2 separate regions of the Homo sapiens genome follow, and region 2 is linked to region 1. Evidence: read pairs that join two places in POLR2A ChIA-PET (ENCODE). Cell type or tissue: GM12878. All regions are shown on one strand. Each heading gives the region's core, and the rest is flanking DNA. Links, peaks and the distances in the headings are about the cores only. Region 1 overlaps MAP4 (microtubule associated protein 4). Region 2 overlaps SMARCC1 (SWI/SNF related BAF chromatin remodeling complex subunit C1).

Region 1 (5,376 bases), core at 170-5,169:
CAAAAAAAGAGACAACCGAAGAATGAGACATGAATGTAATTTCTCACAGAATAAACCTCATTACCTACTTACATGTCATGCTAGCATGTGGGGAAAAAACCAAAACCAAATAAATTTAAAGAAAATTGAGGGACAACAGAATATGTTAATTAAAACCATGAGGATGTAATTAGAAGAATCCAGATTCTAGGACAAACCACTGAGCTTACCCATCAAGGAAATTACCAGTAAAAAAAAGAATGAGCCAGGCACAGTGGCTCACACCTGTAATCCCAGCACTTTGGGAGGGCTGACGCGGGTGGATCATTTGAGGTCAGGAGTTCGAGAACAGCCTGGCCAACACAGTGAGACCCTGTCTCTACTAAAAAATACAAAAGTTAGGCTGGGCGCAGTGGCTCATGCCTGTAATCCCAGCACTTTGGGAGGCTGAGGTGGGTGGATCACCTGAGGTCAGGAGTTCAAGACCAGCCTGACCAATATGGTAAAACCCCATCTCTACAAAAAATACAAAAATTAGCTGGGTGTGGTGGTGGGCACTGTAGTCCCAGTTACTCGGGAGGCTGAGACAGAATTCTTGAACCCAGGAGGCAGAGGCTGCAATGAGCCGAGATCGTGCCATTGCACTCCACCCTGGGTGACAAAACGAGACTCCGTCTTTTTTTTTTTTTTTTTTGAGACCAAATCTCACTTTGTCGCCAGGCTGGAGTCCAATGGCATGATTTCAACTCACTGCAACCTCCGACTGCCTGGTTCAAGCGATTCTCCTGCCTCAGCTTTCCAAGTAGCTGGGATTATAGGCACGCACCACCACGCCCAGCTGATTTTTGTATTTTTAGTAGAGCCGGGGTTTCACTGTGTTGGCCAGGATGGTCTAGAACTCCTGACCTTGTGACCCACCTGCCTCAGCCTCCCAAAGTGCTGGGATTACAGGTGTGAGCCACCACGCCCAGCCAAGACTCTGTCTTTAAAACAACAACAACAACAACAACAACAAGAACAAGAACCCAAAAGTTAGCAGGGCATGGTGGTGCACGCCTGTAATCCTGGCTACTCAGGAGGCTGAGGCAGGAGAATTGATTGAGCCCAGAAGGCGGAGGTTGCAGTGAGCCAAAATCACGCCACTGCACTCCAGCCTGGGCCACAGAGTGAGACTTTGTCTCAAAAACAAAACAAAACAAAACAAAAAAAGCTGCTGGCTCACACCTGTAATCCTAGCACTTTGGGAGGCCGAGGTGGGTGGATCACAAGGTCAGGAGATCGAGACCATCCTGGCTAACACGGTGAAACCCCATCTCTGCTAAAAATACAAAAAATTAGCCGGGCGTGGCGGCGGGTGCCTGTAGTCCCAGCTACTCAGGAGGCTGAGACAGGAGAATCACTTGAATTCGGGAGGCGGAGGTTTCAGTGAGCCGAGATCGCGCCACTGCACTCCAGTCTGGGTGACAGAGCGAGACTCTGTCTCCAAAAAAAAAAAAAAAAAAACCTAGGTAGCCCACACCATGAAACAGATGTAGTTTCTGACATAAGAGTCCTATGTTAGGAATATATCCTAGAGAAATAACTTGAAATGTTAAAGCTATTTATACAAAAATATGATTTTAAATGTGTTATAGTTTCATGCCTGAGGGACAGAGCGAGACTGTGTCTCAAAAAAAAAAAAAAAAAAAAAAAAAAAAAGAATGGAGTGGGGACTTGTAGAGTAAAAACAGCTTAAGATTAAAAGAGTTATAGCTTGTATTATCTTATTAGTGTTACTATTTTAAATATATGGATCAATTTTTTCCTTTTTTTTTTGTTGAGACGGAGTCTCGCTCTGTCACCCAGGCTGGAGTGCAGTGGCGTGATCTTGCCTCACTGCAACCTCTGCCTCCCGGGTTCAAGTGATTCTCCTGCGTCAGCCTCCTGAGTAGCTGGTACTACAGGCACGTGCCACCACGCCCAGCTGATTTTTTGTATTTTTAGTAGAGATGGGGTTTCACCGTGTTAGCCAGGATGGTCTCGATCTCCTGACCTCATGATCCGCCTGCCTCAGCCTCCCAAATTGCTGGGATTACAGGTGTGAGCCACCGCGCCCAGCTATATGCTGAAGTATTAACAAATAAATAATATATCTAGGACTGGCTTCAAAATACTTGGGATAGGCATATACAGATAAACCAAGACTGCTCATGTAGATAGTAAATGAGGCAGGGTAAAAGGTACATCAGGTTCATTTTACTGTTTTTTTCTACTTGTCTGTGTTTGAAAATTCCCACAATAAAAAGTTGTTTTTTTTTTTTTTGGTTTTTGTTTTTTGAGACGGAGTTTCGCTCTTGTTGCCCAGGCTGGAGTGCAATGGCACAATCTCGGCTCACCATAACCTCCGCCTCCCAGGATCAAGCGATTCTCTTGCTTCAGCCTCCAGAGTAGCTGGGATTATAGGCATGCACCACTAGGCCTGGCTAATTTTGTACTTTTAATAGAGACGGGGTTTCTCCATGTTGGTCAGGCTGGTCTTGAACTCCCGACCTCAGGTGATCTGCCTGCCTTGGCTTCCCACAGTGCTGGGATTACAGGCATGAGCCGCTGTGCCCAGCCCAGTAAAAAGTTTTAAAAAGCTTAACTGAGCCTCACTCACTTTAATAAAGTCCACCACCTCTAGGCTACAGCTCTCCCTCCTTAGGTGGCTATGTGGAGGAGTCTACAATCTGCTTCCAAACGATTCCCCCACACCACCCTGCCTCCACTCTATGCTCCAGCCTCAGGGAACCATGTGCGGCGCCTCCTTCATGGGCTGGCCCAAGTGTCCCCTCCTCGGGGACTGCAGAAGCCACGCTGGCTCTCTGTGGTCCTAGGAGCAATCACGGCATCACACACCTTGCTCTGCTTGTGCTTACACAGGCTGCCTGCCGCTCTATGAGAGCCTGCAGGCACACTCCAGGTACCAAAACATGCTGTCAGCAGGTCTCAGTGCCCACTACACATGCACAGCCCCTTGCAAGGGTGAAATGGAACCAAAACGGACACAAAATCTTAACTGGGACCAGCCACAGAAGAAGCCACTACATTGGCACTGGCTCATCACTCCCCTCCCTCCCCTCCGCTGGTGTCCTCCTGGCTCTCATCAAGGGGTATGTCTGTCTGTCTGTCGGGGGCATTTTTGGAGCACTAACTAGGATCCTGTTTGGAGCCTCTCATCCCTGTGGTAACTGCGTTATTTCTGTGTGTGTGTGTGTGGGTGTGGGTGTGTGTGTGTGTGTGGGGAGTGGTGGGGGGTGTAATGCTGTTCTGTCTGCACAGCAGGTCCTCCTCCCTTTTTTTTCAGTGTCTCTCTCTGTCACCCAGGCTGAAGTGTGGTGGTGCCATCACGGCTCATTGCAGTCTCAACTACCCAGGCTCAAGGAATCCTCCCCTCTCAGCCTCCTGAGAAGCTGGAACCACAGGCACATGCCACCTAATGCTGCCAGGCACATGTCTAATTTAAAATTGCTTTGAAACCCAGGCTGGTTTCGAAGCAATCCTCCTGCCTGGGCCTCCCAGGGCCACTGTACCTGGCCTTATTTTAAAAGATATTTTTTTTGGGACTGGGCGCAGTAGCTCTTGCTATAATCCCAGCACTTTGGGAGGCCAAGGTGGGTGGATCACCTGAGGTCAGGAGTTCGAGACCAGCCTGCCCAATATAGCAAAACCCCGTCTCTACTAAAAGTACAAAAATTAGCCCAGGTGCGGTGGCTCATGCCTGTAATCCCAGCACTTTGGGAGGCCGAGGCGGGCGGATCATGAGGTCAGGAGATGGAGACCATTCTGGCTAACATGGTGAAACCCCGTCTCTACTAAAAAATATAAAAAATTAGCTGGGCATTGTGGCGGGCGCCTGTAGTCCCAGCTACTCGGGAGGCTGAAGCAGGAGAATAGCATCAATCCGGGAGGCGGAGCTTGCAGTGAGCCGAGATCGCACCACTGCACTCCAGCCTTGGTGACAGATCGAGACTCCGTCTCAAAAATAAAATAATAACATAACATAACATAAAATACAAAAATTAGCTAGGCATGGTGGCAGGTGCCTGTAATCCCAGCTACTCGGGAAGCTGACGAAGGAGAATCGCTTGAACCTGGGAGGCAGAGGTTGCAGTGAGCCGAGATTACGCCACTGCACTCCAGGCTGGGCGACAGAGCAAGACTTTTTTTTGTAGAGACGGGGGTCTTACTATGGTGCCCAGCTGGGGGGCTCATCATTTTAAACTGCACATTTCCTTGTGGTGGCTTTAGGGAGGGACTGACAGAGATTATGGAAGGAAACAAAGCACCTGGGTCCAGCTGTGGTCAGCTGTTGTTTATCCTCATCTTCCCACCAGGAAAGATGGCTCACAGTAGTCTCCCTAATTCTCTGTTTAAGGAAGCCTCCTAAAGTGAAAAGGCTTTAAAAATACATTCACCCTCAAAACAACAAAACAAAACAAAAAACCCTACACATGTGAGGTCATGTGTAGGCAGTGTGGAAAGATCACAGCAGGTGATACATTAATGATGACTATTTTCAGAGCTCTTATATGCACCACACAACACACACAAATATATCTCTATGTCTCACCTACACAAGTGACCCAGTTCCCTCAGAACCCCTGTTCACCTTCTGTTTTCATCCAGGACAAAGCCAGGCTCAGCAGCTGCCTGGGCCCCTCGTGGGCTGGATCTTTGTCACCTCACTTCAGCTGATCCTATTCCAGGCTGACTAATTAGTCTGGTCAAGCAATTCCACCCGAGTGTAAAGGATGCCATTTCTACCCAGGCCAGGAAGAGGCAGTGGTGAGAAGATGACCAGGAAGGAGGGGCAGGAAGGAGTTGTGTGGGGCAAGAATGAAAGCTCATGGCCGCATTCCTCATGATACAACTGCTGGGGGTATCTGTAGGCCATGGGCAGGATGTCATGATCACCAAGGAGGAGGCAGGAGTGTTAACAGAGTCTAAAAATGATAAGGGTAAGTGGAGCAGGACCTAGTCCGGTTCAGGACAGTAAGGAGAAAGAACCGAATGAACTCAAAAGAAACGGAGGCAAGACAGGCTGTCTCACTTGGCCTGGAAGGGAGCGGTGAGGGCAGGGGCTGTACATGGCGGCTTCTGGTGCCTCTGGCACAACTCCACAGAGTACCACTTTTCTAGGCACTGTCACAGTGACAAGCGGAAAGCACACAGGGTGTTCTTCACACACTCGACGATAGTAAGACTTCGCCCTGTCTCTCCCTAGACCAGAACCTCCCTGTGAGCTGGGATCACCTGTGTCCCTAATACACATCATAGAGCTGGCACACAATGGCAGCAAGACAAAAAGAAGGATGTTTGGGTGGAAGAGGAAAGAGGACAAAAAGATAAGGAGGGAAAGTCTGGGCGCAGTGGCTC
Region 2 (5,376 bases), core at 130-5,129, 87 kb before region 1:
CCTCCCTAGCAGCTGGGACTACAGGCGCGCAACCACCATGCCCGGCTAATTTTGTTTGTATTTTTAGTAGAGACGGGGTTTCACTATGTTGGCCAGGCTGGTCTTTAACTTCTGACCTCATGATCCGCCCACTTCGGCCACCCAAAGCGCTAGGATTACAGGCGTGAGCCACCACACTCAGCCTCAAAAAGTATTTTTAAACCTCCAATTCCAAGCAAGAAAAACATCTATACCTGCCTTTCAGTTGGACGAGAGAATTTTTATTTTTTTATTTTTTTTTGCCGGAGCTAACTTTCGAACTACCATCCAACATTTCAAGGTTAATGTGGTATGTCTCTATTACAATAAATATTTTTTAGATGAGTGGTGTATGGTCAAAATTACATCAACTGCAAAGTCTACAATTATTATGCATAGGACAAAGGGCACACAATTTCTGCTACTACCATTGAAACTTACTTACAGCATATAAAAAGGCAATCATTTACTTTTTTTTTTTTTTTTTTGAGATGGGGTCTTCTTCCATCACTTAGCCTGAAATGACGAAACCCCGTCTCCACTAAAAAACAAATACAAAAAATTAGCTGGGTGTGGTGGCGCACACCTGTCCCCATGCACTCCAGCCTGGGTGACAGAGCCAGACTCCGTCTCAAATAATTAATTTTAAAAACTTTTTTTGTGTGTGTGTTTTTGGAGTCTCGCTCTGTCACCCAGGCTGGAGCACAGTGGCGCAATCTCTGCTCAGTGCAAGCTCTGCCTTCTGGGTTCACATCGTTCTCCTGCCTCAGCCTCCCAATAAACTGGGACTACAGGCACCCACCACCATTCCCGGCTAATTTTTTGTATTTTTAGTAGAGACGGGGTTTCACCATGTTAGCCAGGATGGTCTCGATCTCCTGACCTCGTGATCCACCCGCCTCAGCCTCCCAAAGTGCTGGGATTACAGTACTGTGCCCAGCCAATTTTAAAAACTTTAAAAACTACATACTACTTTCCCCTTCCTTATACTATATTGATAATTTGCAACAAAAACTAGCAAGCCTAGTTTTTGAAGGACCATATACTTTTTTTTTTCAAGACAGTGGTTTCTTGCTGTCTCCCAGGATGGAATACAGTGGTGTAATGACAGCCACCGCAGCCTCAATCTCCTGGGCTCAAGTGATCCTCCTCCTCCACCTCCCAGAGAGCTAGGACTACAGAGGCGTGCCAACACATCTGGCTGATTTTTAATTTTCTGTACACAACCGTTTTCACCAACTTCTCTGGGCTAGTCTAGAACTCCTGGGTTCAAGTGATTCTCTCACTTTGGCCTCCCAAAAAGTACTGGGATTAGAGGCATAAGGTACTGCACCTGGCCCATATACTTTCAAGTGAAAATTTGAAGTCAGTTTTTCTCCAATATACTCAACATAGTACTTTTTTTTTTTTTTTTGAGACAGTCTCACTCTGTTGCCCAGGCTGGAGTGCAGTGGTGCGATCTTGGCTCACTGCAAGCTCTGCCCCCCAGGTTCACAACATTCTCCTGTCTCAGCCTCCCGAGTAGCTGGGACTACAGGCGCCCACCACCACGCCTGGCTAATTTTTTGTATTTTTAGTAGAGACGGGGTTTCACCATGTTAGTCAGGATGGTCTCGATCTCCTGACCTCGTGATTCGCCTGCCTCGGCCTCCCAAAGTGCTGGGATTACAGGTGTGAGCCACCGCGCCCAGCCCCGTAAATTTTTAATAAACGGTATTCAAGGGCCAGGCGCGGTGGTGGCTCACACCTGGAATCCCAGCACTTTGGGAGGCCGAGGCGGGCGAATCACGAGGTCAGGAGATCAAGACCAACCTGACTAAAGCAGTGAAACCCCGTCTCTACTAAAAATACAAAAACTAGCCGTGCATGGTGGCACTTGCCTGTAGTCCCAGCTACTCAGGCGGCTGAGGGAGGAGAATCGCTTGAACCCAGGAGGCGCAGGCTGTAGCGAACCCAGATCGCGATCGTGCCACCGCACTCCAGCCTGGGTGCACTCCAGCCTGGGTGACAGAGCGAGACTCACTCTCAAAAAATATAAAATAAAATAAACTTTGAAATAGACCTGCTATGTACCCACAAAAATTAAAAATTAAAACTCTGGCCGGATGCAGTGACTCATGCCTGTAATCCCAGCACTTTAGGAGGGCAAGGTGGACAGATCACTTGAGGTCAGGAGTTCAAGACCAGCCTGGCCAACATAGTGAAACCCCGTCTCTACTAAAAATACAAAAATGAGCCAGGCATGGTGGTGCATGCCTATAATCCCAGCTGCTTGGGAGGCTGAGGCAGGAGAATGGCTTGAATCCGGGAGGCGGAGGTTGCAGTGAGCCGAAAGTGCGCCACTGCACTCAAGCCTGGGTGACAAAGCGAGACTCCGTCTCAAACGAGAAAAAAAAAAATACTTCAAGTGTATCTTACAAAACTGACAAAATACATTGTACTTATCCGCAAGGTAACTTCATAATCTTTAATAAGCACAGGTTTCCTAAAGGAGTCATATAATGTACTGCACTTTTTTTGTACACGGTAAAGCAACATAAAAAAATAATGACCGGCTGTGCACGGAGGATCACACCCATAATCTCAGAACTTTGGGAGGCCGCGGCGGGTGGACCACTTGAGGTCAGGAGTTTGAGACGAGCCTGGCCAACATGGCCAAACTCCATCTCTACTAAAAAAATACAAAAACTACCCAGGCAGAGTGGCACACACCTGTAATTCCAGCTACTCAGGAGGCTGAGGCAGGAAAATTGCTTGAACCCAGGAGACAGAGGTTGCAGCAAGCCAAGAGCGTGCCACGCACTCCAGCCTGGGTGACCCAGTGAGACTGTCTCAAAAATAATAACTACAATCTGTATTTTACAGATTAACTAAACAATGCCAAACTCTATAGCTGAAAAAGACAATGTCCTTGAAAAAGGCTGTTCAGATGGAACCAAATCAACATTTCAGGTAAATATACATATATATGTAAACATATATGTAAATATATAGATGTAAATATATATATATTTTTTCTTTTTTTTAAACCGAGTTTTGATCTTGTTGCCCAGGCTGAAGTAAAATGGCGCGATCTCAGCTCAGCACAACCTCCGCCTCCCGGGTTCAAGCAATTCTCCTCCCTTAGCCTACCGAGTACCTGGGATTACAGGCATGCGTCACCACATCTGGCTAATTTTGTATTTTTAGTAGAGATGGGGTTTCTCCATGTTGGCCAGGCTGGTCTCGAACTCCCAACCTCAGATGATCCGCCTGCCTCGGTCTCCCAAAGTGCTGGGATTATAGGCGTGAGCCACTACACCTGGCCTCAGGTAAATATTTATTTTTTTTTTTTTGAGAGAGTCTTGCTCTGTCACCTAGGCTGGAGTGCAGTGGCGTAATCTCGGCTCACTTGCAGCCTCTGCCCACCGGGTTCCAGCGATTCTCCTGCCTCAGCCTCCTGGGTAGCTGGGATTACAGGCGCACGCCACCACGCCTGGCTAATTTTTGTATTTTTGGTAGAGACGGGGTTGCACCATGTTGGCCAGGCTGGTCTCAAACTCCCGACCTCAGGTGATCTGCCCGCCTTGGCCTCCCAAAGTGCTGGGATTACAGGCGTGAGACACCATGCCCGGCCTATATTTTTAATAACTACAGTGAATATAGGCCGGGTGCAGTGGCTCATGACTGTAATCCCAGTACTTTGGGAGGACGAGGTTAGAGGACTACTTTGAGTCCAGAAATTTGAGACCAGTCTGGGCAACACAGTAAGACCCTGTCTCTATTTATGTATTTATTTTTTGAGACACTTTCGCTCTGTAGCCTAGGCTGGAGTGCAATGGCCCGATCTCAGCTCACTACAACCTCCACCTCCCAGGTTTGAGTGATTCTCCTGCCTCAGTCTCCTGAGTAGCTGGGACTACAGTCATGTGCCACCACACCCGGCTAATTTTTGCATTTTTAGTAGAGCAGAAGTTTCACCACATTGGCCAGGCTGGTCTCGAACTCCTGACCTCAGGTGATCCACCGGCCTCGGTCTCCCAAGGTGCTGGGATTACAGGTGTGAGCCACAGCCCCCAGTCTCAGTCCAATTTTTAATAAACTATAAAATATTTAATTCTGATTAGATTTTTTTTCCAAATCATCCTACCAAATTACCAAACATGAAAATGCATGTAGGCCAGGCACAGTGGCTCATGCCTGTAATCCCAGTACTTTGGGAGGCTGAGGCTGGCGGATCACCTGAGGTCAGGAGTTCAAGCCCAGCCTGGCCAACATGGTGAAACCCCAGCTCTACTAAAAATAACAAAAATTAGCAGAGCGTGGTGGCGGGTGCCTGTAATCCCAGCTACTCAAGAGGCTGGGGTAGAAGAATCACTTCAACTTGGGAGGCCGAGGTCACACCACTGCACTCCAGCTTGGGCAGAAGAGCGAGACTCCATCTCAAAAAAAAAAAACAAAAAACAAAAAACAAAAAAAACACTGACTCCTAATTAAGAAATTTTAATTTCTATGTCATAAACAATTAATCTGGTTTTTTTTTGTTTTTGTTTTTTGTTTTGTTTTGTTTCGTTTTGTTTTGAGACAAGGTCTCGCTCTGTTGCCCAGGCTGGAGTGCAATGGTGCCAACACAGTTCACCGCAGCCTCGACCTCCTAGGCTCAAGTGATCCTCCAAGGACCCTGCCTCAGCCAAGTAGCTGGGACTACACGTGCATGCCACCACAACTGATGTATTTTTTTGTTTTGTTTTGTTTTGAGACAGGGTCTCATCATGTTGCCCAAGCTGGTCTCCAAATCCTGGGCTCAAATGAACCTCCCACCTGGAATTCCCAAGTGCTGGGATTACGGACGCAAGCCACTGCACCTGGCCCAATTAATCTTTTGATCAAAAAAAGTCTATTATATTTTATTTAAGAAAACAAAAATTTATTAGTCTCAAAATATTTCAAGTAAGAGTCAGTGTGGGCCAAGTGTGGTGGCTCACACTTGTAAGCCCTGCACTTTGGGAGGCTGAGGCAGGCAGAGAGCCCAGGAGTTCGAGACCAGCCTGGGCAACACTGCAAAACCCTGCCTCTACTGATAATACAAAAAATTAACCAGGTGTGGTGGTTCGTGCCTGTAGTCCCAGGTACTCAGGAGGCTGAGGTGGGAGAATCACCTGAGCCCAGGAGGTTGAGGCTGCAGTGTGCTATGATCTCACCACTGCACTCCAGCCTGGGCAACACAGAAAGACCCTGTCTCAAAAAAAAAAGAAAATTCCTAAATGAAGTCTCAGGTATCTTCCATTTGAAAAAGAAGGTAAATAATATCTATCATTTAGGACTGCTATGAGGACTTTAAGTGAGTTATACTTTAAGTACCCGGCACATGGTAAATGC

Evidence for each region. Peaks named below come from ENCODE experiments on the same cell type or tissue, not always from the same donor. Only the 100,000 strongest peaks of a DNase experiment are listed, where the experiment ranks them.
Region 2: POLR2A ChIA-PET joins it to region 1 with 6 read pairs; 3 of 35 experiments call an interaction of 5 or more read pairs at or near these places.

What each region holds. Positions count from the first base shown.
Region 1 is chr3:47,860,699-47,866,074 of GRCh38, forward strand. The region is part of intron 17 of MAP4 (microtubule associated protein 4); the gene reads right to left. Among named protein-coding and RNA genes, the nearest start is that of MIR1226, 14 kb to the left of the region's middle. In GM12878, for the core only: no CTCF peak of the experiment used is centred there; no DNase peak of the experiment used is centred there.
Region 2 is chr3:47,773,749-47,779,124 of GRCh38, forward strand. The region is part of intron 1 of SMARCC1 (SWI/SNF related BAF chromatin remodeling complex subunit C1); the gene reads right to left. Among named protein-coding and RNA genes, the nearest start is that of SMARCC1, 5.5 kb to the right of the region's middle. In GM12878, for the core only: no CTCF peak of the experiment used is centred there; no DNase peak of the experiment used is centred there; H3K4me3 peaks cover 1,386 bases; H3K27ac peaks cover 1,405 bases.